2 separate regions of the Homo sapiens genome follow, and region 2 is linked to region 1. Evidence: chromatin contacts called from ENCODE Hi-C or POLR2A ChIA-PET data. All regions are on one chromosome and are shown on one strand. Each heading gives the region's core, a stretch centred on a gene start or an enhancer-like site at or near the end of the contact. The rest is flanking DNA. Distances are from core to core; before and after follow the strand shown. Region 1 has its middle 22 kb from the start of LAMC2. Region 2 overlaps LAMC2 (laminin subunit gamma 2).

The links. A loop is a pair of places that touch in the nucleus more often than their neighbours do. ChIA-PET counts read pairs that join two places held with the same protein, here RNA polymerase II (POLR2A). Pooled maps may share reads with other maps.
Region 2: a loop to region 1 is called in a map of heart right ventricle, with 14 times the contacts of the local background. The contact joins two enhancer-like sites. A Hi-C loop is called at or near these places in 3 of 168 maps with a recorded cell type or tissue (IMR-90, ascending aorta and heart right ventricle), 1 of 37 single-sample maps with no recorded cell type and 1 of 50 pooled maps. POLR2A ChIA-PET finds 5 or more read pairs at or near these places in 5 of 52 experiments (BJ, CD4-positive, alpha-beta T cell, Caco-2 and 2 more).

Annotation. Positions count from the first base shown.
Region 1 is chr1:183,163,199-183,165,898 of GRCh38, reverse strand. No RefSeq gene overlaps it. Among named protein-coding and RNA genes, the nearest start is that of LAMC2, 22 kb to the left of the region's middle. Within about 2 kb of position 1,383, at least 6 of the 41 ENCODE cell types and tissues checked have a DNase peak (open chromatin) inside an H3K27ac peak, as active enhancers do; they include PC-3, where a contact is called at or near this core.
Region 2 is chr1:183,208,413-183,211,112 of GRCh38, reverse strand. The region is part of intron 2 of LAMC2 (laminin subunit gamma 2); the gene reads right to left. Among named protein-coding and RNA genes, the nearest start is that of LAMC2, 23 kb to the right of the region's middle. RefSeq lists an enhancer at 1,285-1,414. Within about 2 kb of position 1,437, at least 3 of the 41 ENCODE cell types and tissues checked have a DNase peak (open chromatin) inside an H3K27ac peak, as active enhancers do; they include PC-3, where a contact is called at or near this core.

The DNA.
Region 1 (2,700 bases), core at 134-2,633:
GTTTTGTAGAACATCCTTCAGTTGAGGTTTGTCTGATGTTTTTCTCATGATTATAATAGAACAGGGTTACTAGTTTTGGTGAGGAAGACCACAGAGGCAAGTGCCATTTTCATTTCATTGTGTCAAGAGTACTTCCCACTGTTGGGGTTACTCTGGAGCCCCTGGGTGAAGTAGTTTGTAGTGTTGCCCATGGTAACATGACTCTCCCCGCCCTTTTCAATACTGTGCTCTGAGAGGAATTCGCTATGTGCTGCCCACACTTAAGGAGTGTGAGTTATCCTGCATCTCCTTGAGGGCAGAACATCTACATAAATTATTTGTAGTTCCTCTGTAAGGGAGATTTGTCTTTTCTCCTCAAGTAATTTTTCCCATCTAGTCTTTACTTGAATGAATTATTTTATTTTCACTGAACACCAACTAAAAAATAGTCTAAAGCCAATTCCCCCAAATTGATGGAATTTCCTGTAATTATTAGTATTTGGAGTGTTCTTAAGCCTGGGCATGGGGGAAATATGACAAAAACAAGGTTTCTAAAACCTGACTTAATCTTCTAGTTGAGTGTCACAGTGGGCAGATCCGGAATTAGTAATTCCTTGCTAACCCTATACGGAAAGGCCCGAAAATGAATAAGGACTTAAAAATAAAATGAGTGGGATGGTCAAAACCAATATAAATGAATTGCTGTGAGCCAAATGGAAAAGCATCCTTTGGCAAGTTTCAACCAGTTACCTCTGCATGCCCTGAGAATGTGCTTTTGGTGTTCCAGGCCACTGGGCGCCCTTTGTAGGCAGGCATCCTGCCCCTCCTCCAAAAGGAGGCAATCTCCTAAAACATGCCTCTCCTAAGACACAGATGTTCAGACTGTCCTAGAATTAACATGCTCTTAAAAATCATACACATACACACACCCTTTTATTATTATTATTATTATTATTTTTAGAATAAAAGCCATGTCTTAATTAGAATAATTTGCTGGGTAACCAAAAATCCACTTGAACTTTTCCTTGGAGAGACTCCTTCCTTGTAAAACTAAAAAGTATATGCTTTAGGGTTGCTCATTTGAAAGAAAATGGGAGAAGATTATTGTTGGATCAGCCTGTAGTTTTTATATCTGTTTGGTCAGATCAAAATTAGCCACCATTATCTTCACCCCATCAGTATATTTTTTTTCTCTGAAAGCAATTCAAACTTTGTTCCCAAAGCATGAACTTACAGACATAGGCTAGTGTTGTACATTTCTCCAAAGTTTGCCTCCAGAAGAAAAGACCTCTAATGTGCCAGCAGGTTCCTTGCACCCGCCCCCACCTTGGGTCAGGCACAGCCCAGTTGCAGCATTCCAAGGCTCTGACACATCTCCTTGGAAACCCACCCATTGCCTGGTATATAGCAACCTGCATTCCCCAGTGGTAGAGGCCTTGATTCCTGTCTTATCCTGTTCTTCTGTGCTTTCATACACATCTGAGGACAGGCCTTCATTTTGATCTATTATCTCAGGCCATTAAAATGAGCAGAAGGAAAAAAGTCCTTGAACAGCTCCAGTGTAATTGTGGTGAAGATTCTTAAAAAGAATTCTCATGGCCATTTCAGAGCCTCCTCAGTTTCCCCATTTCCTACAAATGCAGCAAATGGAGAACTGCCTTCATTACACAGAAAGTTCAGGGAAGAACATGTTGGTGTTGCAAGTGGTTTCTGGCCAACTATACCCCTGCTAACAGTATTTTTCTAAAGTATGGCACTTCATTTCCAGATTAGGCACACTCACACCTTCATTTAACAAATTAGGTGTCCTCAATGTGTCACCCACTATCTAAAGCATGATTATTATGATCTTTCTGGAAGATTTTGGATCTTGTTCATTCTTAACCATTATTTTTATTCAGCACTATAGTTAATACAGACAGTATAAGTCAAAGTTTTGCTCACCCTTTGCTCACTTGGAATTTTGGAAATCTTTGTTTATTTTTTTAAATGAGATTATTGATATGAGCTTATATTCTTGAGATATTTTTCTTTTAATTAACTCAATTGCTCAGCGGGGAGAGTGGTGGGTGGGATCCAGTCAATCTAAGGGCTTTGATTAATGTTTTATAGGTATGTAGTTTCCAAATTCTTTGCCTGCAGAGGTACACTAAAAGAATGCTAGTTTGCAGAATGCACATGGAACCACAAAAGGAAATACAGTAATCTGATATTTGGTTAGAGTAAATCAGATATCCCTATTTAAACCATTGGCTTTACAAAAATTACACAAGTGTACTTCATCAACCCCAAGCATGCACGCTAGTGTTCATGTGGGACTCAAACCCACCCTTTTGTATCAAGGAGTCTCATCAAGTGTCCATCATGTGTCTGTGTGCAGGATGCAAAGAGCCAGGACATCCATGAGTCACGATGTGTCATTCATGGCCTATGGGCTGACAAAGTGAATAAATATTTCGTTAGGCTTTATTTGAGAAATAAAACTTCAGGACAATGTACTGAAGTGGCTTCAACTGGGACAGGATTGAAAGAGAGAAAAGTGTGATTACTTAACCAAACAAATTATCTAGTAAAACACCTACTTCAGCTACTCACTACTGTGATCACATCTAGATGGTGCCATTTCAATCACGTGTACTTTTTCCACAACCTCAGTTTCAAGCACCCCGTCTCTAATCACCACCGTTGATTCTTGAAGCTCAGTCACTCGAGTGCCCAGAC
Region 2 (2,700 bases), core at 188-2,687, 45 kb before region 1:
TGGTGACTACTCTGGGGTTTATTAATGCCATTGGCTTCATTTGACATACATGTAATGATAGCATTTTTTTGTAAGACATGTTATTTTGCATTTGAAATGGAATATACAACAGATTTCCCTGTCAAGTTATTATCTGAAAGTGAAAAATATCCTCTGGCTAATTGGGATACTGAGAAATCACATAGGGAATTAAACTTGTGCTAGTGGTTTGGTGACATGTGCAGCTGAGGAGCAGCTGGGGACAGCACATGGTGGGAACAGTCTCTGTCACCAATGTGTCTTTCAGCCTCTGCAGTTTGGACCCTGAAAGTTCAGTTTCTTCATCTCTTTAACAGTGGATGTGTTAACACATTGTTGTCAGACTGTTATGAGGACTAAGAAGGACATCATCTATGATAATGTTTTGGAAAATTATAAAGCATTAGTCAGATCTTAGGAAATAATATCCATCAAGCTTTTTGTGTACACATAAATTGTCTGCTTTTGGGCATTGAAAAATGCCATTCTGATTTTTTTTTCTTTCATATGGAGGGAATAAGAGAATTATTCTTGATCAGAAGATCTGGCTTACAACTTTAGTTCTTGCAATCAGTTGCTGGAAGACTTTAGGCCATTCATTAATTTTTCTAGGTCTCAGTTTCCCCACTGTCTTAATAAGAAAAACAACTACATCAATTCACAATTTACTGAGTTGCCCGCCATGTGCTTGTCAAACACCATTTTATCTCCACAGGATCCCATGACATGAATATCATGAACACTCTTTAACAGATGGGGATGCTGGAGCAGCAAGAGGTTAAGGAACCTGCCCAGAGTGACCTAATGATGATGGTGGTTGTGTCCAGATTTGCACCCTGGCTGCCTGGCTCCATAACCCACCACTGTACTCTACATTATTACCTTTGATGTCAACAAACCTGGTCCTGAACTCTTACTCTGCCCCTTAGCTCTATGACCTTGGACAAGTTTCTTCCCCTCCCTCCCTAAGTCTCTGCTACATCATTTGTGAAATGGGAAAAAACATAGCCCCCTCTTTAGTTATTTGTGAAGATTAATTAATTACTGGATTAAAAGCACCTAGAAAAGTGCCTGGCCCAGGGTTGGCACATGGCACATGTTAACTATCATATAAGACATAAATCAATACTGGGCTCCACCACTTCCTGCCAAGCTGTTCCCACTGAGTCTGGGATATCTATTACCCAAATAAAAAGAAGGAGCCAGTTTCACTTGCCCTTACCACTGGGCAAGCAGTAGACTACATGCTGAAACAGAAGAGATGACATGGTAAATCCTTCTTTACCATCCTTCTGTGCTAGGCAGCAGGTTCCTGGTCTACCCTGAGACTAATAACCTTGTCTTCAGGCCAGGCTTTCAAGCTGAGCCAATTAAATTTCTAGTTTCATTCTCACTGATCATTTCACTGGGATGACCCAACTCTGGTGACTCACAATGAAGCTGCATGACCTAAGGCAATAGGAGCTCTTCAGAGAGGTTAAATGCCCATTAAAATGCAATAATTTGTCTTTTAATTTTTTTATGAAGTTCTTTGATTCATAGGGAGGACTGCTAAATCCAAAAGATTCTGGATGCAAATTCCACACAACAAAGCTAAACTAATCTGAGTCAAACCACATTGTGACAGCAACTTAGGTGAATTTGGGGGGTGACTGCTGCGATATGGGCCTATCTCACCACAGGGTCACCCAGTTTTCTATAAGACTCCCAAACCACTCTACCAGCAACTCATGGCTGCACCAGAATCTGCCCATTTTTAGATTCTTTCAAGCTGCAGCTATCAGTTGGTTCCACAGACCTACTACACTAAGTCATTGCCATGCAATAAGGCTGTATGCTTTAAGTGGATCAATATTTATCACAGGATGCTGTTAAACACTTTCTAGCAAAGAAAAGTAGATAATGCCAGAAAGATAATAGACAAATGAACCGTTTAAAAAAAAAATCTTATTTACAGAACCACCTCTCTCTCCCCCTTTATATTTACTAACTTGTCTTTACTGTCTGTCCACAATGAATACAGCACAGTGTATGTATCTGTGTGTACAGCAAAGACCTACAGTTATATGAATATAGCACTGTGTGGGATACTTTAAAAAAAAAAAAAAAAACAACTAGCCAGGCGCGGTGGCTCACACCTGTAGTCTTAGCACTTTGGGAGGCTGAGGCAAGTGGATCACGAGGTCAGGCACTCGAGACCAGCCTGGCCAACATAATGAAACCCCATCTCTACTAAAAATACAAAAAATTAGCTGGGCGTGGTGGTGGGTGCCTGTAATCCCAGCTACTCAGGAAGCTAAGGCAGGGGAATCGCTTGAACCTAGGAGGCGGAGGTTGCAGTGAGCCGAGATGGCACCACTGCACTCCAGTCTGGACAACAGTGTGAGACCCTGTCTCAAAAAAACAAAACAAAACAAAAAAACAAACTAGCTCTCCTATGAACCAGCCACCCCATTAGGTGTTTCCTATTTGTTATTTTGTTTTATCTTTTTAGCAACCTAATGAAAGACTTCAATTTTCCTGTTTACTTGTCTGTCTCCTTTATTAGTACAACTTCATATTGCTAGCACCTAGCACAGCACTAGAAACAGATCTTTCTAATTCCTTATTTTTCAAGAGGTTGGTCAAATGGATGGCTATGGATATGAAGAACTATCCCTGAAAGAGTGCAAGCTTCCTTTG